2 separate regions of the Homo sapiens genome follow, and region 2 is linked to region 1. Evidence: chromatin loops called from intact Hi-C (ENCODE). Cell type or tissue: OCI-LY7. All regions are shown on one strand. Each heading gives the region's core, and the rest is flanking DNA. Links, peaks and the distances in the headings are about the cores only.

Region 1 (10,754 bases), core at 995-8,994:
CAGTGGCTACACAAAGGAAATGCAGGCAGATGATGAACTGCTTCATCCATTAGGTCCAGATGATAAAAATATTGAAACAAAAGAGGGATCTGAATTCTCATTTTCAGATGGAGAAGTGGCAGAAAAAGCAGAGGTTTACGGGTCAGAAAATGAAAGTGAACGGAACTGTCTAGAAGAATCAGAGGGCTGCTATTGCAGATCATCTGGAGACCCTGAACAAATAAAGGAAGACAGTTTATCAGAAGAGAGTGCTGATGCACGGAGTTTTGAAATGACTGAATTCAATCAAGCTTTAGAAGAAATAAAAGGGCAGGTTGTTGAAAACAACTCTGTAACTGAATTTTCTGAGGAGAAAAACAGAACTGAAAATTACAACAGGCAAGATGGTCAGAGAGTTCAAGGAGGAGTCCCTGCTGGCTCTGACGAGTATGAAGATGAATGCCCTCATCTAATTGCCTTGTCGTCATTAAATAGAGAATTCAGGCCTTTCAGGTATAGACTTCTGTCGATTGCTTTTTAACTTTAGTCTTGAGACTGATACTTTGTTAGATTCTAGTAAAAGAATGTTTTTTTCAAATGATGTGACAAAATTGTATTCTGCCACCTTGATGTATAAAATGAAAGCCAAATAATTTTTTGTTGTTAAAAACTCAAAATAGCTTCCTTTTCAATTGACCTGATTCTAGGCAGCCTATTGACTAAATTTCAAGTAATTCTGCCTTAAAATACAAACTGATGGCTGGGCACAGTGGCTCGCTCATGCCTGTAATCTCAGCACTTCTGGGAGGCCAAGGCAGGCAAATCACCTGAGGTCAGGAGTTTGAGACCAGCCAGGCCAACATGGCAAAACCCTGTCTCTACTAAAAATATAAAAATTAACCGGGCATGGTGGCCTGTGCTTGTAATCCCAGCTACTTGGGAGACTGAGGCAGGAGAATCACTTGAACCTGGGAGGCAGAGGTTGCAGTAAGCCAAAGATCGTACCACTGCACTCCAGCCTGGGTGACGAGCAAAAAACTCCGTCTCAAAAATATATATATATATACAAACTGATGATTTTAAAATTATTGCAGGTCTCTGGATACATTGATCAGGTTTTAGATGGATGAGTTATTCCTCATATATTTTCCTAATTACACATCTGATGTGTGTTTGAGTTATGTAAAGGCATGTAAATATTAAAACATGCAATAAATGTACTTTCTATATGAAACATCTGCAGTGAATTTTCTCTAGTACCTTGAGCCTTCTATCCTTTGTTCATGTGTAGTTAAAATTATCTAATGATATTATGTTTTCTTTTAATAATTTTTTTTTGTAAATATTAATCAGGCTCAGCTTAGATTAGGAAAAGTTCTAAAACTTAATTTTTGGATTTGGGATTGCTTATTCAGAATCAAATTGTAGTTAAATGAAATATTGGTTTTATTTATTTCAAAATAGTAATATGACAATTAAAATTAGTTCAGCAATACATTTATTAAACATTTTTCAGTACATGTTTGGGCTTATATCTTAAGCCTACCTTTATCTTTAAAGTTTTATTCCTGAAGCAAAACATGAGAATTTTGTTCCTTTTTCATATAGCTGTGTATCTGTGTCACAGGGCTACTGCCATTTAAATAATAAACTTGGAAAATTAAATCAGAAGCTTAAAAGGAAAAGAGGGGTGACAGAGGCTCAGGATTTTGAGTAAGTGATTGTATTAGACTGGATTCTTCAAAGAAACAGAATAAATAGGAGATTTATTTTAAGGAATTAGCCCATGGGGTTATGGAGGCTGAGAAGTCCCAGGATCTGTAGTCAACAAGCTAGAGACCAAGGAGAGCCCATGGTACAGTTCCAGTCCAAATCCAAAGAGCTAAGAACCAGAAGAGACAATAGCATAAGTTCCAGTCCACATCCAAAGAAAGGAGAGGACCCATGTCCCAGTTCAAAGACAGTTCTCTCTTACTTTGCCTTTTTGTTCTCATCAGGCCTTCAATGGATTGGATGAGGTCCACCCACACTGGGGAGGGCAATCTGCTATACTCAGTTTATTGATTCAGAAACGCCCTCAAAGACACACCCAAGTTAATGTTTAACCAAATATATGGCACCCTGAGGCCCAGTCAAGTTAACATATAAAATTAACCATCACAGTGATAGAAGAAAATCTATATAGGATTAAATGGTCTTTTAAACTCAGAATGGGAACAATAATTTTGTTCCCACTCTGGATACATGCTGGGCAAAACTTCCATTCAAAGTAAAAGCAGAACAGCAGATGTTGCTGAAAAATATTAACTGTTAGGAGTTAATATCGTCCGAGTTTTTATACATTGCATATATTGAAACTTTGAGCCATGTGAAAAACATTAGTCTCTAGGTTGCAGATTTTCCTACCCTAGTGGAGCTGACTATAATGAGTACTGTCTGTTTCCATTATATCTTCTGTTTGTGAAGGTGGAAAGAGTCTCAAAAATTTAGATAGGGAGAGACAGATTTATATAGTTCAGTGAAAGAAGAGGAGAGGATTATTAGAAAAGGGAAGATGAATTGTGGGGAGGTGATAAATTTCAATGGCTTAAGCATTCTACTGTTTTTAAATTTTGATAGTGACTAACAAAATGCTGGAAAATGAAAATTGTTAATGTATAGAACTTAACAGTAGGTAGTTTTATCTTCACAGAAATTTTAAAATATAATGATCTTTCTGAAGTATTTTATGTCTTCAGTTTTGCTGCATGCAAAAAATAATATAAATTAATCAAATGGGATTCATTACATTATACAAATTAACTAGATAAATTGTGGGTTTTTTAATTTTAGAGATGAAGAAAATGTGGGAGCTATGAATCAGTATAGAACAAGAACTCTGAGTATCACTTCTTCAGGCAGTGCTGTAAGCTGTTCAACAATTCCTCCAGTAAGTAGTCATTCAACATGTACTGAATGTTTATTACATCACTACTGTGATCTGATTGCCTTGTCTCATTAAACAATAATGTATGCCTTTCAGGTACAGACTTCTGTTGATTGCTTTTTGACTTGTCTTGAAACCAGTACTTTCTTTGATTTTAATAAATGAATGTTGCTCAAAGGATGTGGTAGAGTTGTGTCCTGCCACCATTATGTGTAAAATGAAGGCCAAATGACTTTTTGTTGGTAAAACTCAAAACACCTTCTTTTTCAATTGTCCTGATTTTAGGCAGCCTGTTGACTAAATTTCAAGTAATTTTTTCTTAGAATACAAACTGATGAGTTTCAAAAAATTAATGTAGGTCACTTGATAAATTGATCAGGTTTGAGGTGGATGAGTCATTCTTCATATGAGCTGAAGATTAATGAGCTTGGTCACTGTGAGGATTATAAGGTGTGTAAGCCTCAGACACTTGGACGTACATGTTAATGGTATAAAATTTTGTTGTTGTTGTTTGTTTTTGTTTTTGTTTTTTTTTTGAGATGGAGTTTTGCTCTTGTCATCCAGGCCGGAGGTCATCCAGGCTAGAGTGCAGTGGCATGATCTCAGCCCACTGCAACCTCCGCCTCCTGGGTTCAAGCAATTCTCCTGCCTCAGCTTCCCGAGTAGCTTGGATTACAGGCGCCTACCACCATGGCTGGCTAATTTTTGTATTTTTAGTAGAGACAAGGTTTCACCATGTTGGCCAGGCTGGTCTCGAACTCCTGACCTCAGGTGATCCACCCACCTCAGCCTCCCAAAGTGCTGGGATTTCAGGCGTGAGCCACTGCGCCCAGCCATTTGTACTTGGATATAAGTACAAATTTGGCCGGGCATAGTGGCTCAGACCTGTGATCCCAGCACTTTGGGGGCCAAGGTGGAAGGATCGCTTGAGCCCAAGAGTTTCAGGCCAGCCTGGGCAACATAGCAAGACCCCTGTCTACAAAAAATTTAAAAGTTAGCCAGGTGTAGTGGTATACACCTGTATTCCCAGCTACTCAGGAGACTGAGGCAGAAAGATCACTCAAGCCCAGGAGGTTGCAGCCACCGTGAACTGTGTTCCTGCCACTGCACTCCAACCTGGGCAACACAGCAAGACCCTGTCTCAAAAAAAAAAAGAAGACCCTTGTTCCTGGCTTTGCAGAGTTTTGCAGCTATCTTCTTTTTTAGGAGAAAAGTTGAATGATACAAGGTTATATACAGTTATTAAATAACAGACTGTAGTGCTTCAGAGAAAGAAAAGGTCATTGTGAACTGAGTATTTCACATTTCTTATTCATCTTGTAAGTCATGTGACTTGCACAGTGTATCTTAACTGATAAGTAACTTGAATTTATGATCAAAAGACATATGAAGACTTTTCCATGGGTGATTGCTACCATCAGGTCAATTCTACAGCTGAAACTGTGAAGGCATTCTTGGATATATTCAGCAATACTGAATGCTTTCAAAAATAATTTTCTATACAAAATCTACTCTAAAAGCCTACTTTTAACCTAAAAAGCAGAGGAACAAGCAGTTTCATCTTGTTTTTTCCATCAGTTTTCATGATGGACACTAGGTGGCACTATGGTAATTTTTTAAAAATTCTGCCTATACACTATATTTTTTGCTATATAATCTGTATTTCTGTTTGGAATTTAATTTCTCCTATATAACAGTTTCTATATAGTACTGTCAGTGTTTGGAATCTTAAAATTCATGGTGTCAATATATAAATAGAACAGATATTAGCAGTGTACTTTTTGAAATGGTTCATTATCAGTAATACTAATTTATGAAATCTTTCCAGGAACTGGTGAAACAGAAGGTGAAACGTCAGTTGACAAAACAGCAAAAATCAGCTGTCAGACGTCGATTGCAGAAAGGAGAAGCAAATATATTTACCAAGCAACGTAGGGAAAACATGCAAAATATCAAATCAAGTTTGGAAGCAGCCAGCTTTTGGGGAGAATAATATATTTAGGATCTTGGATATGTTTAATATATTTTTTAAAGTTACTGTAATTCCTTTTTGAGCCCTCATTTGTCTTTTTTGAGCCAAGGCTATCATATATTAATAAATAAACCCTCTTTCATCTATAAATTTGGTCATTCAGTATGTGTCTTGCAAAGAATAATTACCTGCCAAAGCAGTCCATTTTTTTCAAAGTAATTTGGGTAACTACAGTTACGTAACTTTATTAGAGACATTTGCATATTTTTAAAAATCTAAATAACATTTTTGTTGTTTTCTGTTTGTTGAGGATGATATGCTACAATGCACATAAAGCAATTAGAACAATGTTTAGCACATTCTTAAGCATTCAATAAAACATGGCTATTAGAATCATAATGATTCTGAAATTCTGCTGACAATTTGGTTGCATTTTATTTGGCAACTGGAGGACTTCACTGTCTTATTTTTCTTTAGAAGTAAAGATAAGCCTTTGGAAGTAAAGATAAGCCAGTGATGCACAATTTGCTTAATTAATTGATTAATAATCTGTTTTGTGCCACTTACATTGGTAATGTGGTCATGAGAATGGAAACTTACTTGAGATAGTCTACCACAATTTTTACAGTTGGCAGCTTGTAAGCAGGCCTGAGTAGCAGAAGAGTTAGGGGTTGGGGAAGGTGGAGTAGAATGAGGAATGAAATGTTCTTTCTCATATGCTTATTATATAAGTGGGTCCGGAACATGTTCTCACCTCAAGGTTAACAAATACCTAATGCAGGAAAGAAAATACATAGCCATGGTCCCTTCCTCAAGGACTTTATAATTCAGTGAGATGTAAAGATGAGTGCTTAAGTGTATGCACCTGATTATTGTCTCTTCATTGCCGCATAAGTCGGAAAAGGGGATCACTTGCAGCGAAAAATGGCCACTAGATGGCAATATCACCCCATAGTCACCAAACAGGATTACTTGCATCCCTAATTATGTTCTACCAGAGGGAATATAGTACAGACTTTTCCAAGATTGATAAAGACAGCAGATTCCCTTTCACCTTTGCCAAATTAACTCTACTAGCTATTTGCAAGACCTGTAATTATCTAATAAATTGGCTTAAATATATAGAAGCTAGAAAATGCCAATTCCTCTTCCCTCAAAAGTTACCTGACATTCAAATATTTAAATACCCTTGCTTTGCATTTTAGATATATCTTTGAATTCAGGTATTCATTTTGTATAATCTCTCAACTTTTAAGCATTTTTATAATGTAAAGTTGAAAACAGCTTAATAGAACCACAGAATGTTTATTTTGGAGTCATTTTCTTATATTCAGAGCTATGAAAGCAAATTGGGAATAAAGCCTTATCCTGCTCAGCTTTACCTAGTTGACTCAGTTGACTTTTGAGTATCTACTACATAAAAAGCCCATTACTATTAAGAAACTCAAGACAAACATGATTTTTACCTTTAATAGCCTAAGATTTCTTGTGGGCCAAGGAATTAATTATTCCAATCAGAAATGGAGGCCTTACCTCATTTGGGCAAAGATTAGTGCTAGTTATTGAAGATTTACTAATAAATGATCTGTTAAGGAATTTAGTTTTTTTTGGATATGTTGTTTTGGTTGTTGAAAACTAAGGTATAATTATAATAGTTATTTTTTGAAGATATGTTTGGCTAGCCATCAATTAGAAGTTAGAGAGTTTGTCCTAACAGATAAGCTATAACCCTCACATTTTAAAACATGCATAGTGAACAATGAACAAAAACAAATTCAAAATTTTACTAATGTAAAGCTGTATATTGTGATTGTTAAAACACTTTTTTTTGCCTAGGAGTTCCAGATTTAAATCCTGGTTCTACACTTCCCAAACCTCAGGTACCTTCTGTGGCCTCTCTAACCTCAATTTTTTTACTTGTAAAATGGGGACATTTAATAGTATACCTCAGTGTCGTGAAGACTAAATGAAGTACCACTTGTAAAGAGTTTATTACAGTGCCTGACATATACTGTATGGTTAGTACTGCTAAAATGACTTCTTAAGGTTACCAAAAGGAAAATTCCACAAGCTGACCACCTTTCCTATTGTGATGGTCACTGGTATTTCAGCTATGATCCTTTGTTGTGTATTTATCCAGACTGAAAGATGTTTTTCTAGTAACCATCTTGCATCGTCTTAGTCTCCCCATTAAATAAACTTTTCCTACAAACTATGCGGTTTATATTTGTGCTAACTTTGTGGTATTGATAGCCATTGGTCTGTTCTTTGGCACATAGCTGGCTATCTTTGAGGTTTCTCCAAAACCATAGATGTTTAATGGATACTAATCAGAGTTAGTGCAGCTCGAGATAATCATTCTTTTAGCCAACTGCTTAGTAAATTTTCTGACAAAATACATAGCTGTCTAATTAAAAAACTCTGCCTGATGCTGCCTTCCAGGTTGCTACTTACAAAGGATAGAGGGATGAGTTATGTTAGGTTCTCAGAGCACTTTCTGAAGTGTAGGTTTATTTCACTGTCACAGATTCAGCACTCTGGGTGGGCTACAGTTCGCCATGCCCAGTCTTCTTTATCCCTCCTTAGAACATCTCCCTAGAGAGCATCAGGCCATATCTTAATTCGCCCTTGCTTTAGTTTATGAAGTACTGGAGCCATCTTATGCACCTGTGTAAGGAGGCTGGAGATTAAAGTTCAGAAAAGCCATGGGTTACACAGTTGTGTAATAACCAGGAGTATGGGGATAACTCCAAAGCTACAATACTTTTATAGAGAACTGTGTCATTCACAAAACCTATGTTGTTAGATTTTAAAGACTGCAAGTTTTTCTTTTACCTTAATATTGTAAATAATGACATTAAAAATATTAACATTTTGCAGTAGAGGCCGAACAAGATGACCAAATAGAAACCTCCACCAATCATTCTCCCCACAAAAACACCAAATTGAACAACAATCCGTATAAAAAAGCACTTTCATAAGAACCAAAAATCAGATGAGAGATCACAGTACCTAGTTTTAACTTACCACTGAAAGAGGCACTGAAGAGGGTAGGAAAAACAGTCTTGAATTGCTGATGCCACCACTCCCCCATCCCTTGGCAGCGGCCACATGGTGTGGCAAGAGAATGTGCACTTGGGGGATGAAGAGTGCAGTGACTGTGGGACTTTGCATTAAAACTCAGTGCTGCCCTGTCACAGCAGAAAGCAACACCAGACAGAACTCAGTGCCCATGGAGGGAGCATTTAGACCAGCCCCAGCCAGAGGGGAATTGCCTGTCTCAGTGGTCAACACCTGAATTTTGGCAAGACTTGCCACCACAGGCCGAAGTGCTCTGGGTCCTAAATAAGCTTGAAAGGCAGTCTAGGCCACAAGGACTGCAATTTCTGGACAACAAGTTGGGCTGGGCGTGGAATCAGTGGACTTGGAAGACACATGACTTAGTGAGAAACCAACCAGGCTGGCCAAAGGAGTACTTCAGCCACCTCACCCAGTTCCACACAGCACAGCTTGCAGCTCCAGGACAGACTACTTCCTTTTGAGGAGAGGAGAGGAAAGTAGAGAGGCCTTTGTCTGGCAGCTTGGATACCAGCTCAACCATAGTGCACAGGGCAACAGGCAGAGTCTTGAGGCCCCCACTTCAGGCCCTACCTCCTGGACAACATTTCTAGACACACCCTGAGCCAGAAGGGAACCCACTGCCTTAAAAGGAAGGACCCAGTCCAGGCAGGATTCATCACCTGCTGACTAAAGAGCTTTTGGGCCCTGAGTAGTGAGCAGTGATAGCCAGGCAGTACTCACCATAGGCCTTGGGTGCAACTCAGAGATGTGCTGGCTTCAGGTGTGACCCTGCATATTCCCAGCTGTGGTGCCTACAGACAGAGACTCTTGCTTGAAAAAAAAAAAAAAAAAAAAAGGAGAGGGAAGAATAAAGGGGACTTTGCCTTGCACTGTAAGTACCAGCTTGGCCACAGTGGAGTAGAGGACCAAGCGGGCTTTTGAGGTCCCTGATTCCAGGCCTTGGCTCTTGGACAGCATTTATGGACCTTTTCTGGGCCAGAGGGGATCCCACTGCCCTGAAGGAAGAGTCCCAGGACTGCCAGCACTCAACACAAGCTGACTGAAGAACACTTGGGCCTTGAGTGAACACTGGTAGTAGCCAGGTGGTACTCACCATGGGCCTCGGGTGGTGGTGACCATGGAGAGAGACTCCTTTGCTTGTGGAAAAGGGAGGGAAGAGTTGGAAGAGCTTTGTCTGTGGCTTGGGTGCCAGCTCAGCCACAGTAGAATAGAGCACCAGGTAGATTACTAAGGTTTCCAACTCCAGGCCCTGGTTCCCAGATGGTATCTGTGGGCCTGCCTGGGGCCAAAAGGAATTCTGCTACCCTGAATGGAAGGCAACTGATTGTAGGGTCCTAGGGCCTTGAGTGAACGTAGGCAGTAGCCAAGCAGTGGTTACTGCAGGCCTTGGGCAAGACCCAGTGCTGTGTTAGCTTCAGATCTGACATAGCACTGTCCCAGCGGTGGTGGTGGCCACAGAAGTGCTTGTGTCACCCTTCCCCCAGTTCCAGGCAGCTCAGCACAAAGAAAGAGACTCCATTTATTTGGGAGAAAATAAGGGAAGAGAGTAAGTCTTGCCTGGTAATCTAGAGAATTCTTCTGGATCTTATACAAGACCACCAAGGTGGTACCTTTATGAATCTGCAAGAGCCATAGCATTACTGGGCTTGGGGTACCCCCTAATGCAGATACAGCTACAGTGACCAAAAAGTTAAATTATGACAACTAAGTCCCTTCAAATACCTGGAAAGCCTTCACAAGAAGCACAGGTACAAACAAGCCCAGACAGTGAAGATTATAGTAAATACCTAAATCTCATACCTAGACATCAATGAACATCCACAAGCTTCAAAACCATTCAGGAAAACGAGACTCCACCAAACAAACAGAATAAGCCACCAAGGACCAATACTGGAGGGATAGAGATATGTGACCTTTCGGACAGAGAATTCAAAACAGCTGTTTTGAGGAAAATCAGCAAAATTCAAGAAAATAGAAGGAATTCAGAATCCTATCAGATGAATTTAACACAGAGACGGAAATATTTAAAAATAATCAAGCAGAAATGCTGGAGCTGAAAAATGTAACTGACATACTAAAGAATGCATCAGAGTTCTTTAACAGCAGAAATGATCAGACAGAAGAAAGAATTAGTGAGCTTGAAAACAGGCTATTTGAAAATACACAGTCAGAGAAGACAAAAGAAAAAGGAATAAAAAAGAATGAAACAAGCCTACAAGATCTAGATAATAGCTTCAAAGGAGCAAATCTTAGAGTTATTGGCCTTAAAGAGGAAATAGAGAGGGAGATGGGGTAGAAAGTTTATTCAAAGGGATAATAACAGAGAACTTTCCATACCTAAAGAAAGATGTCAATATTCAAGTACAAGAAAATTATAGAACACCAAGCAGATTTAACCCAAATAAGATTACCTCACGACATTTAATAATCAGACTCTCAAAGGTCAAGGATAAAGAGAATCCTAAAAGCAGCAAGAGAAACAAATAATTTAAAATGCAGCCCTAATACATCTGGCAGCAGACTTCTCTGTGGATACCTTACAGGCCAGGAGAGAGTGGCATAACATATTTAAAGCGCTGAAGAAAAAAAAAAAACTTTTATCCTAGAATACTATATCCAGCAAAAATATCATTCAAATATGAAGGACAAATAAAGACTTTCCCAGACAAACAAAAGCTGAGGGATTTCATAAACATCAGACCTGTTCTACAAGAAATGCTAACAGGAGTTCTATCTGAGAGAAAAGAGCATTAATGAGCAATAAGAAATCTGAAGGTACAAAACTTACTGGTAATA
Region 2 (10,754 bases), core at 1,354-9,353, 160 kb after region 1:
CTGGCTACCCAAGCCCACACACGTCTTTTCCAACAACTAAGAACAGCACTCCCATTTCTTGACATAAAATTTAGTGCTCCATTCATAAATATTTATATAGCAAGCTCCATCCCCCCCTTTCTTAAATAACTATGCTTTGTACCACAGATTAACTTACACACATGCTAAAAAGTATAAATAGACGAACTCCTCTCTTTTTACAGTAAGAGCTAAATAAATTACCCAGGTCACTTACCTCATTAAAACTATCCCACAGATCATCACTTTGAATAGATGCATAGCTGTGATTATGCAGGTAAAGGACAACAGCATGTTGAAACACATCTTCACTAAGGTAAGTTTTCAACATCAACAAGAGAGAAGATCCCTATTAAAAAAAAAAGTGAGGAAAAAGAAAGAAAATAATAGAATACTATAGATTATCGAATTGGGAATCTAAAATTCAAACTACAGTCATTCTAAAAATTTACTTTCATATGTAGAACTTAGTTATAATATACTGCTACTTAGTCTCATATAGATGTGGACTGTGTTCAACTGTCTTAAAATTATTTTAAAGGATTTGAAAAAGAATTAATGAGTAGATTCCCATGTGCACTATTCTAACCATGAGTCATTCTGTGTGGTCTATTGGTATACTCACTGTTTCAATGTTAGTGTTGAAAAGCTAAGTATTTATAAAAACATTTTAATAGAAAAACATGCCAAATTTTCTGTGGCACCTACACCTCCATCCCCAGTGCTTAAATCACCCATTGAATTTATTGTGTGCTGGAGACACAATAAATTGACAAGGCTCTCAAAAGTCTCCCTGCTAGGTAGGTCATTAATTTCTTATTTTAGTATATTGTGTTGTGAAGTAACCAGAATCTCTCTTCTTCCTGCAGAGTCACTTCAAATGCTTGGAACTAACAAATGTATAGGGCAGGGAGCATAATATTAAGGCCACACTATATCCATTGATGTGCTTGTCATCATTCGCAATCCTGAAATAAGCACCACCTCCTCTGTGAAGACCTTCCCGGTTTGAAATAGAAATCACATTTCTCCATCTTCAATACAATTTATATGGCATCCTGTATCTGTTACACATTTATTTCCTCATCTATGCAGTAAGCTGAGAGGAAAAAGTGAAAACTCAACTCCAATGACAAAAACAATGCCCACTACATAGTAGGCACTCTAGTAGTTTTTGAATGAATTTCACTTTTGATAAAAATGTAGTAATGTCAAGATTATTGTACACATAACTAAATTATTACCTATTACTCTCATTTCTGTATCACACTTCATAGCTATTACTTGTTCTATAAATTTAAGTACTCACTGTTGTCCCCAACAGTCCTTTCTCTTCTGCATCACCAACTTTTCCCTTCATACTGTAACATGCCCATTAACAAAACAAAAACGATGTAACATTCCTAATTTTAAACAAATAAAAGACTCTCTACCTTTCCCTAACTTCACCCTCCTCGTTACCAACTCGTTACCGTGCTGTTTTTTTGTTCCCCCATTGTAGTAAAACTCCTCAAAAGAGTTGTCCTCAATTTGCCATCTCCATTTGCTCTCTTTCCATTTTCTCTTGAGCCATCTTCTAATCATCACTCTACTGTAAGTATTTATTTATTTATTTATTTATTTTGAGATGAAGTCTCACTCTTGTCACCCAGGCTGGAGTGCAGTGGTGCGACCTCCACTCACTACAACCTCCGCCTCCTGGGTTCAAGCGATTCTCCTGCTTCAGCCTCCTGAGTAGCTGGGATTACAGGCACCACCACCACGCCCAGCTAATTTTTGTATTTTTAGTAGAGACGGGGTTTCACCATGTTGGACAGACTGTTCTTGAACTGCTGACCTCAGGTGATCCACCCACCTTGGCCTCCCAAAGTGCTGGGATTACAGGCGTGAGCTACCATGCCCGGCCGGAAGTATTTTTATCAAGGTCACTGGTAAACTTCCTGGTGCCATACAAATGTGAATTCTCAGGCTCATCTTATCAACCTATTGATAGCATTTGATATAACTGATCACCTGCTCCTCCTTGAGAGCTGCAAGACACTACTCTTGATTCTCTCCCTATTCACTGGCCATCCTTCTCGGTCTCGTCTACTGAATCCTCCTCATCTTCCAATGAAGAAAGTGTGTCCTTGCATCTGATCTTTGGACCCCTTTTCTCTATCTAAATTTCCTTCCTAGTTGATCTCCCAACTCCAAGGTTTCCAAATGATCCCCTGATTTATATATCTAATCAGACTTCTTCCCCCTTGAATTTCAGACCCATATCCAACTGCCTGTGTGGTATCTCCATTTGGATATCTAATCCATATCTCATAGTCACTTAGAAATGGAAGTTTCTTCCCCCTTCTTTCCCTAAACCTACTTCTAAAGCAGTCTTCTCCATTTCAGCAAATGGCAACTCCATTTTTCCAGTTGTTCAGGTAAAAATCTTAAAGTTACCCTGACCCCTCTCTCGTATTTCATATCTAATCCATGAACAAATTCTACTGGATCAATCTTTAAAACACACTCCAAGTCCAGTTGTACCTCCATCACCTTCACAACTTCCACCCTTGTCCAGGCTACCATTATCTCGCCACCCATCTATTACAATAACTTCCTAACTAGTCCTCTTTACTCCATGTACTGTTGAAGACTAGAGTGATCTTTTACAAAATAAGCCATATCACGGTACTTTCCTGATCAAATTGCTTTTCGTTTCACTTAGAATAAAATCAAGGTCCTTACTATGGCTTAGCAGACCCTATAATAATCTGGCCTCTTACAGTCCCTCTAACTTCATCTACTACTTTCTCCTCTGCTTACTCTACTTCAGATAACACTGGATCCTTGCTGGTGCTTGAACATGCAAAGCAACCTTTTATCTCAATCTCGTATCTCTCTCAATCTCATATCTCATGTGGGGGTCCCCAAGACCAGTTCCAGGTTTGATGATGCACTAGAAGGATTCACAGAACTCAGCATATAGTCATACTCACTGCTATGATTTATTACGGTGAAAAGATATGAAGTAAAATCAGCTAAGAAAAAAGATGCATGGGACAAAGTCCAGAGGAAACCAGGCACAAACTTCCAAGTCCTCTCCCAGTGAATCATGCAGGATGCACTTAATTCCTCCAGAAAGTTGTGACAGCATGTGTGAAATGCCATCTACCACGGATGATCATCAGAGATTCAGCACCCAGGCTGTTTACTGTGGGCTAGTCACGAAGGTACCTTCTGCCTAGCACATACCAAAACTCCAGACACCCAGAAGGAAATCACATTTTCAGCATAAACTACATTGTTTAGGCACAGTGAGCCACTCTTATGCAATAGTGGGAAATTTCCCAAAACCCAAGTTCCCACATGCCACCCAAGGGCCAACCTTGCAAGCAGGTCTTTCAAAGAATAGCAGTCTCAGGCCTCCTATATTAATTCTTTTCTGCACACAAGCACTATACATTGGTTATTTCTTCTACCTGGAATATTCTTCCCCAAGAAAACCACATTCCTCATGCCTTAGATGGTGTTCAAATGTCACCATACAGGAGGGCTTCTCAACCACATTATATTATAAACACCATTTCCTTTGTCATTCTCATTTCCCTTATCATGCTTTATTTTCATATTAGCACTTATTACTTAACACAATACCTACTTATTCATTCATTTGTATACAGTCAGTCTCTACCTTTGACCCCTGAAATGGAAACTTCACAAAAGAGACAAAGTCCACCTTGTCCCCTGATATAACCCCAGCACCTAGAACAATGGCTGGTATATGGTTAGTATTTGTAAGATTTGCTAAATGAATGAATTCTTGCAAGGCAACCTGCATCAGAATTAGGCTTGATGATTATAAAGACCAAACAGAATATGTCTGCTAAACGTATTTCCCTGCTGGTGCTTACCTTCTTGCACACAATACTGATAAGTTATCTAGTATCCCACTTCTCTTAATTACACAGAATATTTTTGCCAAATTCCCAATTCTGAAACAAGTAGTTACCATGTTGACAGGGGTTGACAATGATATGGAAACTACATATTCAGAAGACACTGAATTCTGGGTTTAGAGGGTTTGGGTCAGTGGCAGACAGAACTCTGTTATGACTCTGTTCTGTTATTATATAATGAACTTAGAGCATTTTAAGCAGGTTTTCAAATCCTGAAATAACTGCTCTAAGTTTGGTATAATAACAGAACCTCAAGTTTTAAATTTTCTTTATTGACAGGTCCACTATGGTCTTCAAAAATCACACCAGTAGCTCTAATTGGAATAGATTTAATATAGCTAACTGAACTCCTGATTTTCTTGTTTGTTAATAGTACCTGTACAATAATTCTTCTTGTCAGTCAGGTTTGAACCTGAAAAACATTTCTGCCTCTTTCTTTACTGGCCTTACCCTGTCACTAATACTTTAAGTACTTTCCCTGCCCAGTATTTTTTATACCCATTGTTTTCTTTCCACCCTTACTAGCACTCCTCATTTCAAACTTTTACCATTTCATGCCTGGACTTTAGCAGCAATTTCCTGACTTTACGTTTCTCCCCACTTAAATCTACTTTATAAACTGAAACCAAAATACTTTTCCTAAATAGTAACTTTAATCAAGTCATTCCTCTGTTCAAAAGTCTTTTCAAGCTTCCTGTTGCATAGGAAAAAAATAATTCCTTATGGTATCCAGAGCCTTCTACAACTGGGCCCCACTCAACTTTCTCTTCTTTTCCCTCTTCACGTGTGGCTTCCACTGTGGTCAAACACTGACTCTCTGAAAAAACATCACTTGCCCATTAGTACTTCATTTTCTTTGCAGACCTCATTGTTCCATTCCTGCCCTACCCTATACTTCACATTCCTCTTTACCTATATTTTAATTATTTAAGCCAACTCAATTCCCATTTACCTCCCAAAAGTTTCTCTTCCTTATCCTAGGCAAAAATTCTGTCCCACTCAGCACATATTACCTCTCTTATTGCTCCACAAGTACCAACCATCTGAACTTTCAGCTACTTGATGACATAGACTGTATCTCACACATTTTGTGTATTTTCTTCTCTATCTTGTCTGACAGCCATAACATTCATCCCTCCCCACAACATAAATGTGAATGACACCGTTATCACTATTCTTCTATTCTCCGACCTATGGTGATCCGAATGGGGTTTAACATTCTGCTTTTTCTTTACCTTGAAACCCAGGGCGTGTGTTTCAGATTCTAAAATCGAATCTTCAATTCTTAAAATCTCTTTTTGCTTACTTGTTTTGGCAGTCCTGACCTGACAGCATACCTCAATTCTGAGTAACACAGCCAAGAGCTTACTTAGGACCTTCTCTGAACATATTCTACCTGTAGATCTGGAGAGTAAACTGACTTTAAAAGATGCATCGCTATAAGATCTGGTTAATTGTCTGGAATACTAGTCATACAACTTAAGTTAGAGTCAGAGAAAGAAAAAAACCCACAAAAAAGTTATGACCAAGATTTATACAGAAGCAAACATTTTATAGTTTACCATTAATACCTGAAAAACATTTAATCTTTAAAATAATCTAAATCACACAGCTTGCTCACATACGAAATTATACGAAATTTTAAACCCACTCCAGCTACCTTTTTGTTCACAGCAATACCTTAAAATAGGAAAGAGAATCAAACATTTCTTCAATTTGTTCTGAAGACTGAACAGATGATGATATTGGATGAGATGAATTTAAGGAATCTTTCTTCATGGTTTTAAATCGAGCATCTAAGAAATCTTCATACTGTCAAAAAATGAAAAGATTAGAATATCACAAGTAGTATCAAATGCAAAAGTATAGTAAATTATTTATGTGAATTAGACTAATTAGTGTGAAATATCATTAGGAAAAAATGACCAGTGTCACTAAACTTCAGGATATAAGCTTTCAAAAATGTAGGAAGATTGTAAACTTCATGAATATTCCTTAAATTTAAAGATACAATTATAACCTGGCCACATTAAAATTAGCATTTCCTAAACAACAGCATATGGGAAAATTAAGAATCTATTACCAAAGTAAACAAATGCCAACTCTGAGTATCCAAGATGAATATTCTAAAAAGGTTAGCATATATTTTTTTAAATGAAACTTGAAATTTAAAAAGAGAAAGAACAAAAACTGGTCCTTACGCTGATTTCTTATATATAGTCTAGAATTTCTACTAAGAAAATATACATTTCCCTTACCTGAGGTCGGTTTTAAATAAAATGTAACTCTTAAACAGAAATAATTCTTTAAGAGCTCAGCAGATGAGCTCCCCTAGAACATGTATTAGACCTTTTTACACATTCTGGGCACCACCAAGTGGTCAAACTGTGTATCTCATTACTTAATTAAGTAGTATACATGGATTTAGAATATCTTTCTTAGTATTCTAGCTACCACTTGATATTAATTAACATCAATTAATTTCCCCTACCACTTGAAATTTTTCAACAAGCCCTATCTAAAATTTCAAATCAAAAGCTCTTAAGAGTACTTCTGTTTTAAAAGCCATCTTGGATTATAACATCAGGAAGTTTAATAGAAAGTCAAAAAATTTGGGGGTTGGAAGGTATCTTTACACTTTCCCACCTATTGTTTGAATTATCTTGACAATATCTGTCATATCATGGCCTAGTGTGTTTGAATATCCCTAAGTACTGGAAATATTTCCCAAGAGTCTAATACCATAGTGACACCACTATTATACTTCTCTGTACTGAAACGGTATTCCTTGTCTTTGGAAAAAGGCATAAAATGTGGTTTGTACCTTAAAAAGGGCAAATTATTTATTTGTACCAAGCTATATATCACTATCACAAGAATGTACACAGTGATAATAGAGAAACAGTATTGCTATAAAATGTTTTAATTTTTTATCTAATTTTTACACAGGATAAAAAAGTTTAAATTTTACACAGGATAAAAAAATTTTAATTAGACTTTGCAACTTTAAATTCCTGCAAGCAGAAGAACTATAGCTGTTTAAAAGAAAATGTTGCAAAACAATTTAAAATGTTCATCTTAATGACAAAAATATAAAATAATCTTATATAATTTCAGTTTTGAATGAAACACATCAGTAAATAATAGCATCCCTTTCATTGTCAAATCTCAAAAGGTATAGATATCAATAACCAAAGTCAAGTTTGGCATACCTTCCTAGAAACATTTTCATTACTCCAGATGCACAGAAAATACATGAAAATGTGATTTGACTATTTTTCCTCCTAGCATTCATAGTAGGCCAAAGAAACCCTGTACTTACACTAGAAAGCTCTTTGAATATTTTTTCCAAAGAGAAATACTCCATGAAAGTGGCAAAACCTTCATTTAGCCATAGGTCATTCCACCACTTCATTGTTACCAGATTGCCAAACCACTGGGGGGAGAGAAAACAATTAACCCACAGGATATTTACAGCCTCAGGAATTTTTTAAATAATTGGCTGAAGTGTCATATTAATTATCTATAACCTGATTACAATATCTTAAAGATATACTGATACTATAGTTAAAACAAACTATATTCAAATTAATTTAGAACTTACAAAAGTTGTATAAATTTACTTTAAAAATAAAATATAATTTTTAATCTTTTACCTTAACTGAATGGGAAACAAGCAAGAAAGGTTATTAGCATATTTATCAATGTAACAAACATGCAATATAGCATGAATATAGGGAAATAAAAACTTTTTTCGGCCACCTCATAAAGTGAGATTTCCAAGATAATGACATTTTTCTACCTTCTAATATCAAGTTAGTAAGATTATTTTCCATTGTATCTACAACCACCCATGACAACTAAAAAGTCTCTATGTGAGAGATTTTCCTGTAATCAGAAAGCCTATACTTTGTTTCTCCTCAGTTGCCCAAATTGAAGACAGTATATGCATGATTCAAAACAGAATTCAAACAACATTCCTTAAGACTAAGTTGACATATACAGGCTGGGCATCGTGGCTTACACCTGTAATCCCAGTGCTTTAGGAGGGCAAGGCAGGAGGATTGCTTAAGGCCAGGAGTTCAAGCCAGCATGGGCAACATAGAGAGACTCTGTCTCTACAAAAAAATTAAGCCAGGCATGGTGATGTATGCCTGTTGGCCTAGCTACTCGGGAGGATGAGGCGGGAGGATCAGTTGAGCCTAAGAGTTCAAAATTGCAGTGAGCTATGATCATGCCACTGCATTCCAGCCTGGGTGACAGAGTGAGATCTTGTTTCTTTAAAAACAAAAAAAAAAAGATGGCATATATAAACAAATGAAGTCAGAAAGAGCTTTAAATATTTTCTTCTATGAGGTAGTAAAAAGAAAAGAAAAAGGAAAAAAATAATAGGAGATTCTCCTTAAAAAATGTATCTAAAAAAATCCTTGAAATGAAAAGTAGTTGTAAAATATGTAATTTGGTCAGTGTGGTCTTGGGCTTATCTCAAATCAGCAGCGAAAGGACGAGGTTACTGCATAAAACAAAACACCTTTGAGAATTACAATAACATTTTTCTAAGATATTATTTTAAAACCTGTTTCAGAGGAAGATGATTTCTAAGTCCTAAAGAGGAAATAACAGAGAAATACTCCCAAATGGTGATGGGTGGCTTCAGAAATAACAGACCTAGAGGAGATCCCCCAAAAGACATCTTATCTATATGACCTATTTTTTTTTGAGATGGAGTTTCACTCTGTTGTCAGGCGGGAGTGCACTGGTGCAAACTCGGCTCACTGCAACATCTGCCTCCTGGGTTCAAGTGATTCTTTTGCCTCGGCCTCCCAAGTAACTAGGATTACAGGCATGCACCACCACGCCCAGCTAATTTTTGTATTTTTAGTAGAGACGGGGTTTCACCATGTTGGCCAGGATGGTCTTGATCTCCTGACCTTGTGATACGCCTGCCTCCGCCTCTCAAAGTGCTGAGATTACAGGCGTGAGCCACTGCATCTGGCCCATGCCCTATTTTTAAAGCAAATGAGAATGTGCTCATATGCCAGCTTGTCATGAAGTCTTCACAAAGGCTAGATTCATATAAGGTGTTTGATGTAGAAAATAAGCTGACCAGAATACATCCTATTCATATCCTGCCACTGTCATGACATCACCCAAACCATACCCAATGCTAGTTAAGCACCTCATCTAGGGCAAAATAGAGACAAGGTGTTAGGGAAGAATGGGGGTGTTATGTACCCATATAATTTTCTTTCTTTCTCTCCATGTCATACAAACAGTACCCTTTGCCATTTTCTCAGAAACCCCCTCTCCAAAATTAACAGAGAACCCCATTCCGGCAGGAGATGAAAAAAAAAAAAAAATCCAGCCCTGACAGCTACAGTTTGAGTTGTCAGAAGGGTGCAACTTAGGGAAAGAGATTCTTCCCCACAAAGTTATACTGGGCAATGGGCATTTGTCATAGGTGATGCAGCTGTGTATTACTGAGGGGGAAAAAGAGATCTTGAAGAGATAGTGGCTCTTCATGGCCCAGTGCTGCCACTTATTAGCTGTATGACTTATGGCAAGCCATTTATTTAAACTGAGTCTCAGTTTTCACATATGTAAAATGTGATTAATACCCACCTTAGAGAAGTTGCGAAGTAAGACAGATGTGAAAATGCTTTAACCTGTAAAGTCAAACATCTGATAGCATTTTCATTTGAAAATGAAGTTTGTGTTTAAAAAGCATCTTTCTATTATAAAAGAAGGCAATGCTTAAAAAAAAAAAGAATTATTAGCATCTAAATGCTAACAATAACTCCAGGACATGAAGTAGACCACAGGTGTGACACAGAACAGCCTTGGTTGCTAATACCTGGTGGGCCAGCTCATGAGCAATGATTTTAGTCACCAGCTTTCTATCCGCCATTGAAGAAGTGTTACTGTCATACAGAAGTGTCTCCTCTCGGAAGGTGAGCAAACCCCAATTTTCCATTGCTCCTGCTTCAAAGTCAGGAATAGCCACCAAATCTGGACATAACAGGAAATAAGTGATCAACTTTCCCTCATCTTAGGCATTTTCTACTCAAAGTATTTTATTCAATGGTTTATCACTGTGAAAGCAATGAATTCTTTTTATACTCACAATAAATGGAATCTTCCTTATTCTAGCTCTGTATGCTCTCTACCCACATGTCAGCTGAGGAAGACCTGTTCAAACCCTTTTAGAGTCACTGTTCCACTGTCCCTTAGTGAAGAAAGAGATGCCTAATTCCTTTACAATCAATCAGCTTCCCAGAGCAAGAAGGACAAAGTTCACGGCCAATACTCTACTCTCTAGGACTAGCTCCATGTTGAACAGCACTGAAATGTTCTTGCTTTCCTGAGCTCCCGTTACTCAGTTTTTATTATTTAAATAGGGTATTTCTTGGAAGTTAGAATTAGTCAAATTGCAGACTAAGCCATAAGCAAATTCCCACTTATACAGCACCTTTTTAGCAGCCCTATAAACTTAAGTGTTTTAAGCTCCAACTTCAGATATATTCATGAAATCTAAATAATCTTAACAAATACAAACAATTTTTAAAGCATTAATAATGGTTTTTGGTTTTCTCTGCAAACAACTTGGGCAGAACCTCTTTCTAAAAAAATTCACAAAATAAATCTAGGTTCTAATTATAACAAAAATCAGACACACTATTTGATTCTTACCCAATTTCTTAAGTGGGTACTGAATTTCAAAGTAGTTTTGAAAAAACTCAAGAAGCTTCACAGTTGTTTCCAAGGCATAATGAACTTGACCAATCTTTTCTGGTACAG

What was found. A loop is a pair of places that touch in the nucleus more often than their neighbours do. Peaks named below come from ENCODE experiments on the same cell type or tissue, not always from the same donor. Only the 100,000 strongest peaks of a DNase experiment are listed, where the experiment ranks them.
Region 2: a loop joins it to region 1, with 3 times the contacts of the local background. A loop is called at or near these places in 58 of 110 quality-filtered maps.

The regions. Positions count from the first base shown.
Region 1 is chr5:97,157,205-97,167,958 of GRCh38, reverse strand. RIOK2 (RIO kinase 2) reads left to right here. Exons shown (of 10, transcript NM_018343.3): 8 at 1-492; 9 at 2,812-2,908; 10 at 4,734-7,092. The coding sequence ends at 4,898. Among named protein-coding and RNA genes, the nearest start is that of LIX1, 20 kb to the right of the region's middle. In OCI-LY7, for the core only: CTCF peaks have their summits at 4,310, 4,510 (motif pointing right), 5,583 and 5,811 (motif pointing right); DNase peaks (open chromatin) are centred at 4,498 and 5,798.
Region 2 is chr5:96,993,028-97,003,781 of GRCh38, reverse strand. LNPEP (leucyl and cystinyl aminopeptidase) reads right to left here. Exons shown (of 18, transcript NM_005575.3): 5 at 10,647-10,754; 6 at 9,811-9,965; 7 at 7,279-7,392; 8 at 5,637-5,768; 9 at 236-367. Among named protein-coding and RNA genes, the nearest start is that of LNPEP, 62 kb to the right of the region's middle. In OCI-LY7, for the core only: CTCF peaks have their summits at 6,131 and 6,330 (motif pointing left); a DNase peak (open chromatin) is centred at 6,311.